Regions from separate parts of the Homo sapiens genome. Here region 2 is linked to region 1. A link is a loop called in an ENCODE intact Hi-C map of the cell type or tissue named here. Cell type or tissue: gastrocnemius medialis. All regions are shown on one strand.

Region 1 (5,000 bases):
CATTTGAAGATCAGTATTAAATAAAGAAATTATATAAGGATTTTCTTTATCATTAAAAATGCTGTCTATGGTATTCATTCCAAGACTTACCACACCCATCAAAAACCTAAACTTGAAAATAAATTTCCATTTATAAAACTGTAAACTAATAAAACTGATAATCTTCACTTACAGCAAAAACATCAGATACTCTGCATGGTTGTTTCGAAGTAGTAATTAGACCCCAACCTGCCAGTAAAAAACCATGAAAAAAGAGTGATATTTCCCTACATTGTTGGCCTGGTGGTTTTTATCTGCAACAATTCTTTTAAGTTTTAATGATCATCTAAGAATGGTATTTCATTTATTTGACTACTACCCTATTGCCCATATATTAACCTCACTGAATTTTTGGTCCATTGCGTAGAAGAATTTATCTACTAATAAAAATACAACTCATTAAAGATTAACTTGCCCCCAGGACAGTCTCTCTGGAAACAAATTCCAAGCATTATAATCACCAATTTGCACTCTGAATACTTAAAGGCAGATAATCTTATTTATCCTGATTTAAATTGGAAACCTGTACCTATTTTAAGTCAATTGTAAATAGAAAAATAGCACACCCAAATTCACAATAATTGAAAACTCAAATACAGACTTTACTTACTTGGCACTTTTCAAATAAAAAGCTTTCCACCCAAGAATATCTAACAATATTAGAATGCTTATTGACTTGATAGACTTACTTCTTTAGTTTCTATTTTACTTCTGCAATTATGAACCTGCAAAATTATTTTGTTCCCCAACTATTTATTAAGTATATACTATATTTCATACATTGTGGTAGGCACTGGAAATCCTTTTAATCCATGATGCAATATTTATTATTAATAATAACAACAGATATTCATTAAGTTCTTATCATTGACCAAACACTGTGGGCAAATGTTAGCTTGTTAGGCATTATCTCTTTCGATTCTCCCAAAACCTAAAAGGTCCTAGTATCAGCTCCATTTTACAGATGGGCAAACTGAAGGCAAAGAGAGGCCTAGCAACTTTCCTGAGATCCTACAGAGTTTTGAACCCAGGTATTAGTGATCCCAGTGCTCACACTTGTGTTTTGGTCAACAACTAACCACATACACTACAATGGTCCCGTAAGATTATAAAGAAGCTGAAAAATTCCTATCGCCTAGTGATGTCATAGCCATAGTAACATAACACATTACCTTTCCAATGTTTAGATATATTTAGATACACAAATACCACTGTGCCACAACTGTCTACAGTATTGGGTATAGTAACACGCCTTGTAGCCTAGTAACATTATTTGTAGCCTAGGAGCAATAGACTATACCATATAGCTTAGGTAGTAGGTGTAGCAGGCTACACAACCTAGGTTTGTGTAACTACACTCCATGATGTTTGCACAATGAAAATGCCTAAGGACACATTTCTAACAAGGTATCCCAGTCGTAGTCCTTAAGCATGGACTGCATGACTGTATATCGGTTGTTCAAGAGATGTTAAGACTTTCTGTAAAAGAAACTATTACTGCAAAGCAATTTCAAACCGTCTCAGATCGTAGTATCACATCTATTAATACAAAAGAGCCTTCAAATTTTCAAAAAGTCTCCTCAAAATTTCATTTTATTCGAAGTGAAAATGAATTAAATCAAAAAAGGAAATTCACTTCTAAAGCTCAGGTTATACACTTGAACTTCCCAGAAGCTAACATCACTGTCCTTACTTGTTTGTGCGCAGGTGAAACAGATCATTCTTTCATATCACTCCAAACTAATGTAGAAAACTGAAAGCTGGTTGAAAAGGATGAGTATGTGCTACTATCAGTTCATTCCAAACGATCTCACAATATATGCCTGACATAAATTTAATATTTTGTTTTATAATCATAAACTAGGCAAAAAGAACCACAGAACAGACGAAATAACTGAAATGAGTTACTGAAATGCAACTGGGGCTTTAATTTCCAAATCTATCTTATAACGGTCTTACTTGAAGAGTTTATCACAGAAGTAACTGTCCTCAAAAGTTACATAATTTGAGAAAAAAAGAGAGGGAAGGGGAGAGACAGAGAAAGACATGACACACATTAGGGATGTTTGTCAATAAAAATAAGCAACAAGGGAGGAAAGCCTGTAGCACATCCAAAAAACGTCTGCCAAACACTCTTGCTATTTGTTTCCACCAAGTTATTGTTTTGGAAAACATGTTGTTCTCTCTTAAAATAACCTGCTTAATTGTTCTAAAAAGCCACTGCATTTCCACAGAGGGCTAAATCATTCCCATACTGCGATGCATTGACTGATAAAGTCAAAGTAAGTTATGCATAAAGCCACAAATAACGTTTGAAAAACTCCAAACTCCTCCATGATAAAAGAACACTAGCTACTGAATGAATCTTCACCAGCGCCCTAAGTGAGACTAACGCCTGGTCCCGTACACGTATTTTAAGAATAACAGTCATTCAAACTAACTCATTTCTCTCTTTGGATGTGGGAAATGAGCCACATCGGTGGCTACAGGTAGGCTAGTAATTATCTGTTTTAAGAAAGGTCAAAATGACCTTGGACGTTTTGACGTTCACTCCAACACTCGTATTATAAATCAGAATCTGTTTTCGGTCCAGTATGGTTGAAGATTTTCTACCTGGGAAAGTCCCAAAGAAATTAAAGAGTTAAAAATAATTCTAAGTTGTGAAAGACAAAGTCAGACACCCATAGCATAGGAAGATTTTTATGGACTGAATGTAACTCAAGATGTGTTTTATAAGCCTGTCAAGAGATGAACACTGTCCTCAAACACAGCAGCACTGCCTCCACACTCCCCCCTCGCTTTGGCTGCTCACCCCGATCCTGGCCCTCCTTGACCACAGGGGTGGGGGCGGGAGCTCCTGTCTTAAGCCTTGACATCTGCAGAGCGTTTCCCAATAGTGAGACAAGGCCCCTCAGCTGGAGGAAGTGGATACTGACAAGGGGAGAGAGTGAAACAGACGGAGAGAGACAGAACTCGAGGCTGCCAGGGAATGGGGAGGGTCACGCATACTCTGTGCGGCCCGAGTGGTCCGGATGGCACAGCCCAGGTGTCCGGGCTAAAGTTGGCATCTCCAAAGTCCAGAACGCAACTTGGGCGCGCCAGTACAAACTCGGCCTTCGGCTTTTCTGAAGCCAGTCAAGTTCGCACAGGGCCCCCAGCGCCTGGAAATCTGAGAGGCGTGGAAGGGTGGGGAGTCCCGCGAAGTCTCCAGTCCCTGGGTGTCCTCCGGCTCCGCGGGGGAGCGGGCCTGGAGCTAAACCGGCCGGCCGTAGGCTGGAGTAGCGGGCGCCGGAGCGCGCGGTGGGGATGTCCGAAAAGGAGTTAGAGGCTCAGTCGGAGAGTCCGAGAACACGAGGGATGCCTACCTTGTAACATGGCCTCAAGTTTCTTCCTGTCCACGCGGAAGCGCTCCTCGCTCCACTCCGGGCTGTGCAGGGTCGCCCCGGCGACCAAGTCGTCCTCGGAGCCGGGCACTGGGGAGTCGGTGCTGCGCTCGCTGTTGGAGCCGGGGTCCGACTGCGCCGCCAGGTAGCCGGGCTCTCCCTGGGCGGCCATGGTGGGCGCGCAGCGCTCGGGCTCCCGCTGCCGCCGCCGCTCTGCCTGCGCTGCCGCCTCCGCTCGCCGGCCGGGCTCAACTGGCTCCCAGCGCCGCGGCGCTAGCTCGTCCCCCTGCAGCCGCCGACGCCACCGCCAACGCCGCCGCCGCCACTGAGCCCCCGGCGCATCCCAGCCCCGGGCGCCGCCCACGCCACCCGCCACCCCGGGTCGCGGCCCCGGTCCGGGTCCAGTGGCTGCGCCGCCCCCCGCCAGCAACGCCCGCGCGGAATGAGCGCGCCGCGCTGCCCGCGCCTCCATCCGCAGGGCTCGGCGCCCCCTCCCCGCCCGCCGCCCCTACAGCCGCGCGCTCATTGGCCCGGCCAGCCCACGGGGAGCCGCGGCGGGCGGGCGGCCCCTGGCGCTCACACACTCGCGCGCGCACACACACACCACGTACACACTGCCACTTTCTGCACTTACACGTATAAATCCTTTCCATACATGCACTTTCATAGCTCCTCAAACACACACACTCCTGAACGCACATGGAGTATCCACGTAATTCCTGTCTACACACACACATCACACACACTACTACTTTTCTGCACTTACACATACAAATCTCTTCCCCCTACATGCTCTCATAATCCTCCAAACACACAAACACAAACACGCCAAGTTCAAGCACAGCAGAGTCCTGAACGCACACTAAGCGCATACACAATTCCGCTGTTTACATACATACCCTACACCCTGAAACTCACAGCCCCAGTTGGTTCCACAAGCTCGAACGTGAGGAAGAGGAAAAAGAAGGCTTGGAGAAGAAATCATGCCCGTCTTTCGCAGGCATCGCCATGGACGTGGCTCGCATGTAGTTCATACCTCCAGGAAGGGCTCAAACCCAGACACCTCGTCTCCTCCCAGCAAAGTGGCCCGCTGCACGAGAGGTGGACAAGAGGCTTACTCTTTTTATTCTGAGAAAGGGAATTTTTTTTTTTCTTGAATGGAGTAAGGAAGGAATTGTTTTCTCTGTGATTCTCAAGGAATGGACTCAGCAGACTTTTTTTTTTTTTTAAGTAGAAAAGGGGCTCGGAGATCGCTGTGTTGGCGAGCTGGATCCAGCTGGCACGTGGGCAGGGCTGTCTTGTCAGGGACTGAGGGCTTTTCTCTGTTTTCAAGGTCAGTCTCTGACAGATGACGGCCAGTAACCTCTGAGCCTCACTGCCGAGGGCCAGCCCACCCACGGCCTCTGTCAAGCTTGGATATGAAGCGCGGGGGAAGAGGAGACTCGCTCGTACTGGGTGTGCCCTTGGAACTCTGTTTTCCCAGTTCACACAGATTCATAGCCTATTATTTTATGACCCAAAGTACAAAGACTTGCGGGGAGGAATGATGGGGATAGCAGTTTGTCACTGCGCCACAGA
Region 2 (5,000 bases), 180 kb after region 1:
GCCTGGGAAACATAGCAAGACTCCATCTCAAAAAAAAAAAGAGATTATCTTTGGACAAAGCACTCCTCCACTCCAGGCCTCTGGATCCTTCCTTGAATAAGGACAGGCCAGAACATCAGTGGTCCTCAGTCTTCTTTCCACCCCAACCGATCTGAGGGATTCAACATCTCTCCATTTATAGAAGTGATGACAGTCTGAAAACGTCCCACAGGTGATTCTAAGACACTGCCTTAGAAGCTGTTCCCCTGCTTGTACCCTCTACTACACTACAGCAGACTTATCTGAGGTTCCACACAACTCTATGGCCTGCCACCATCTATAGGTACAGGAAAATTATATTAATACTTCAGTGAGCTTAAGAAGAAAGGCCAAAAGTTAGTATACATCTTCATTTGTTGGAACATGAAAGATTCAAATAAGAATTCTATACTGATGACATCAAAGAAGATGGTGTAACTGTTCATACGGCAGGCGGCACATCTAACCTAGAATTGGCTTCTAATCAAGGAGGTAGGTAAAGGAGGAGGAAAAGTAGGGAATCAATCAAAATAATCACCCCTAAGGTTTGAGGGATTGGTCTGAATGTGTGATTAATGGAAAGAAGATTTGTGTAAGTCGATTTTCCTGATATCAGAAAGGGAAGCCAAAAATGAACACACAGAGATGTGATGGTGTGTCATCCCCAATTTCTTTTCCAAAATATCAATTTGTCACATGTTTGATATCAATTCTATGTAAGTAATTTTTTTTTTTACTCAACAATTCTATAAACTAATAACCAATAAATACTAAAAAGATTTGGACACACGCCATATTATAAATATAAATCAAATACACTAGTTCAGCATGGTGATTGATGAGAACTGCCAAGGGTGGTATTTACAAATAATGTTCATATTTCTTTGAATATCCACTTACTGTGGACAAATTATACAGCTTAAGCTATTGTTAGTTGGGTATGGTGACTTGTGTCTGTAATCCCAGACTTTCTGGAGGCCAGGAGTTCAAGATCAGCATGGGCAATATAGTGAGATCCCCATCTCTTAAAAAAACACAATGAAATTTAAAAAGCTCTTGTATGTGCAAAATCATGTGAAAAATTCTCACAACTAGGAAAGAAGGAAATAGAATTTGAAAACTTCCTTGGAAGATGTGCATTTTCTGATCCAAATGTGAACCAATATTACTTCGTCATTAATAAGTATGCAAGGTATGGTAAAGATGCTAAGGCTTCAAAATTAGGGTATTTATATAAAACAATGTGTAATTGCGCTACCTTCAAACAAGAAAACATTATTACTTAATAAATGCTGATGCTGATTGTTAACTGTATGTTTTACAATGAGATGACCTTTAAATGGCACAAAAAATAACAGGTGATCCACAGATTTAGAATTTGAAAATAAAAAACTGGCAGGCTCTAAAAGTTGCTGTCCTCTGTACCTAAAGATGTCACCAGTGGCGAGTCAGAATGCAATGCGTACGTCACTATCACTGCTCTAACATATACTATTGCTATAATGGACTCCTGGTCAAAAAAGTGGATAAAAATGTGGGCATCAATTTCTTCTGAAACAACTACAAAATACACTGTCCATTGTTGCTTAACTTAGTGAAAAGCACTCCCTATTTAACAAACACATTCTCAATGTTGCCAGTGTGAACTGTAACTGTAAAACCTAAAACTTGGGTCAGTACACAGACCAACAAGAAATAAAAATGAACAGAAAGAAATGCCCGAATCTGAATTCTGAAGGATGTTCGCATCTGAAATGGTGGCAATAAATACTGTGAAAAAAAGACGATTCCATACACAGGGTTGAGATGGGTAAACAGTTGTTGGATGAAGATATATATTTCTTCCTCATTCTATACCCATGTGTCAAAGCATCAAAACAATTTATTTGCGACAGTTTATGTTGTGTCTCGAACTTTACATCTAAGTTTATCATGAGGGGGAAAAAAACCTGTTTGGCTTGACTCACCGTGAATCACAGCCAGGAGGTCATCTTGTTGTGTATCAGCAACTATGTTTTCGCTACAGCTATGTGACCTGAAGTGGCAGCAGCAGAGGCACCAAAATAGAAGGGGCAGGAGCCTTCTCCTGACTTCTTGGCCGCAAATGGGCTTTCCAGCCCATTCGGGCAACTGAGCAAGAGCCAACCGCAGAGGAGAGAAAGAACCAACCCGACAGCTCCGCGGAGAAAGGCTGCAGGCCCACCCCACCTTCCTTGCCCTCCCGGGGAGGCCGGGTAAGCAAGAACATAAAAGAGGACAGGCTTAAGAAACAGCCTGGAGAAAACACAGCATGACAGGGGTCAAAACTAGCCCCATGGAGGGCAAAACCCGGCCGTGACCGTGAAGCACAGATTTCGGGACGGTCTGGACGCGCAAGAGGCTCTCTACCCTGGGGCTCCGGGAGCGGCTCCGGCGCGAACGCGCGCGGGCCCCCAGCCTTCAAGCTCCTCCGGCCGCCTGGGACCTGACCCTGCTCCCACCTCACCTGTCCGATGCCCGCTGGCCCGGCCCGAGCCTTCAGCTCCCTGCCCGCACCCCGGCCCACCCTTCCATCCCTTGCTCTCCCCGCATGTCTCTCGGGACCACTGGCCGAGTCAGCGTGGGCAGGGGGCCGCTGCCCCGCAGCCCCAGGCCCGGCCCCGGCACTCACTTTCTGAATCCTCTTCAGCGCCATGGGTCAGGGATGGCGGTGGGGACACCGGCCGGCAGGGGTCGGCTGCGGGGCTCAGGGGCGTGGGTCGTCGCGGGTTGGGCTCGCTGGCAGCTAGGCTGGCTCCGCGCGGTGGGTCCCCGGTTAGCCGCTCCCTGGCTCGCTCCGGGCGCCGGTCCCTGCTCCGTGTGCGCCCGAGCGCGAGTGTGCGCGAGTGTGCGGGCGGGGACGCCGGCGAGACTCTTTTGTTTCCGCTTTTGCTTCTGGGAAGGAGCCTGCGCCCTCCCCGCCGCGCCCCGCCCCGCCTGGCACACTGGGAAGTGTAGTTCCAGCCCTGTCCTCGGCTGCAGGCCCCCGGACGCTGCCAGGTAACTTACTGCTGACCTCAGCCAGGCAGCTTAAGGTGAGAGCTGCCGGGGGCTGGAATTAGCCTCTACAGTCTCATTTAGAGCAAATTGCTGAACCTGGGGCTGCGCATCTGTAAAATGGGGATAACAAATGAGCTCCTAACGCACATAAAGGAATTTCTAAATCATCAGTTAGTAATTCCTTATCCAATAGGTGCCACAGCTGGTTTTATTATTTTTACCTTTAAAGATTTCACTGTCTTTTCTCAAATATATGGATTGTCTCACTCACCCTGCACACATGCACAAACTCATATCAGACCCCCTACTTACCTCCTTGGTTCTTATTGCAGAGGAAAAAGGTGTCTCTTCTGTCCAATGTGCAAATCTTCCTTGTCTGAGTGCATTGTCTGCTCGTAGGTATGCCCCTCCCATAAATTACCCACTTCGAACACCGAGTTCTGGGCTCTCACTCCCATCATTGGTTCCTTCCCTTCCGTTGACAGTCCCTGACCAATAGTCAACTCACGCTCCCCACTCTCCAATTCCTATGCACTTGTGTACCCATTAAAACTTGGCTTCTTGGCCAAGATGAGATTTGGGTGGGGACACAGCCAAACCATATCACTCAGGGATATAAAGATGGCAACAAATAGACACTGTGGACTACTAGAGAGGGGACCGAGGGAGCAAAGGTTGAAAAACTGTTGGGTACTATTGTCAGTACCTGGGTGATAAAATCATTCATACCACAAATGTCAGCATCACACAGCATACCCAGGTAGCAAACTTGCATATGTGGCCTCTAAATCTAAAATAAAAGTTGAAAAACAAAAACAAACAAACAAAAACAGAATCTTGAGCCCCACTCCAGACATGCTACATCACACTTTGCAGTTTAATAAGACTCCTAGGTGATTCAGATGAACATTAGGGTTTGAGAAGCACTATGCTGGAAGGCATAAGAGGAGATCCTAAAAATGCAGATTTCCTTTAAAGGATTTAATTTAGCAGTAAGTTTTGGGTGAAGCTCTGGAGTCTAAACTTTAGAACAAACTTCCCAGGAAGTTAGGATGCAGGTATCTGAGGACACTTTTGAGAATCTCCACCTTGAGCAAATCTTCAAATCCTTCTAAGCCTCAATTTCCTCACCCATAACTAATGCAATAAATGTTGTATTTGTTTAAAGGGAATAGAGCTGAAACTTTTGGTGCCCTTCTAACTCAAAGGTCTATGATTTGCACAAAAAATGGTGATTTTTTTCTCTTCTTTATAAATAGAAAGAAACCTAAAAAGTAAGCTTACAAGATTATTTTTGTCTTTCCTAGGGCAGTTTACCTCCCAACAAAAGAGAAATTAACACTTATTAAAAAAATCTACGTTGGTATCTTGCAATAATAGTTTACACTTTAAGATTGCTTTAAATGGGCTGGGCACAGTGGCTCACGCGTGTAATTCCAGCACTTTTGGAGGCCAAGGCAGGTGGATCACCTGAGGTCAGAAGTTCGAGACCAGCCTGGTCAACATGGTGAAACTCCTTCTCTACCAAAAATTCAAAAATTAGCCAGGCGTGTTGGCACATGTCTGTAATCCTAGCTACTTGGGAGGCTGAGGCAGGAAAATCGCTAGAACCTGGGAGGCAGCAGTTTTACTGAGCCGAGATGGAGCCATTGCACTCCCGCCTGGGTGACAGAGTGAGACTCCATCTCAAAAAAAAAAAATTGCTTTAAGCTTTTCAAAACATTTCACACACATTTTTGCAACATGCAAATACATGTGCAACATATAGTAGTTCAGTGTGTTATTTAATCTCCTACTCTTTCTCCCAGGATGTAGTTTCAAAACATAGTTTGTGATCAACTGCATAACTAATTCAAAAATGTTACTTAATGCTTACTATATGCCAGGCACTGAAGACACATGATAAAGAAAATAGACAAGATCCCTACTCACAAGCAGAACATCAAAATCCTATGGGGTGGGGA

The links. A loop is a pair of places that touch in the nucleus more often than their neighbours do. Peaks named below come from ENCODE experiments on the same cell type or tissue, not always from the same donor. Only the 100,000 strongest peaks of a DNase experiment are listed, where the experiment ranks them.
Region 2: a loop joins it to region 1, with 3 times the contacts of the local background. A loop is called at or near these places in 3 of 110 quality-filtered maps.

Annotation. Positions count from the first base shown.
Region 1 is chr10:58,511,738-58,516,737 of GRCh38, reverse strand. BICC1 (BicC family RNA binding protein 1) reads right to left here and starts at 3,866. Exons shown (of 21, transcript NM_001080512.3): 1 at 3,405-3,866. The coding sequence starts at 3,594. It overlaps LOC124902427 (a long non-coding RNA gene), which reads left to right and starts at 4,686. Exons shown (of 2, transcript XR_007062147.1): 1 at 4,686-5,000. In gastrocnemius medialis, no CTCF peak of the experiment used is centred here; DNase peaks (open chromatin) are centred at 2,897 and 3,947; H3K4me3 peaks cover 4,082 bases; H3K27ac peaks cover 4,552 bases.
Region 2 is chr10:58,332,894-58,337,893 of GRCh38, reverse strand. UBE2D1 (ubiquitin conjugating enzyme E2 D1) reads right to left here and starts at 2,888. Exons shown (of 7, transcript NM_003338.5): 1 at 2,669-2,888. The coding sequence starts at 2,692. RefSeq lists a silencer at 2,504-3,023 and enhancers at 2,831-3,125, 2,724-3,224. In gastrocnemius medialis, a CTCF peak has its summit at 3,025; DNase peaks (open chromatin) are centred at 2,063 and 2,953; H3K4me3 peaks cover 3,173 bases; H3K27ac peaks cover 3,356 bases.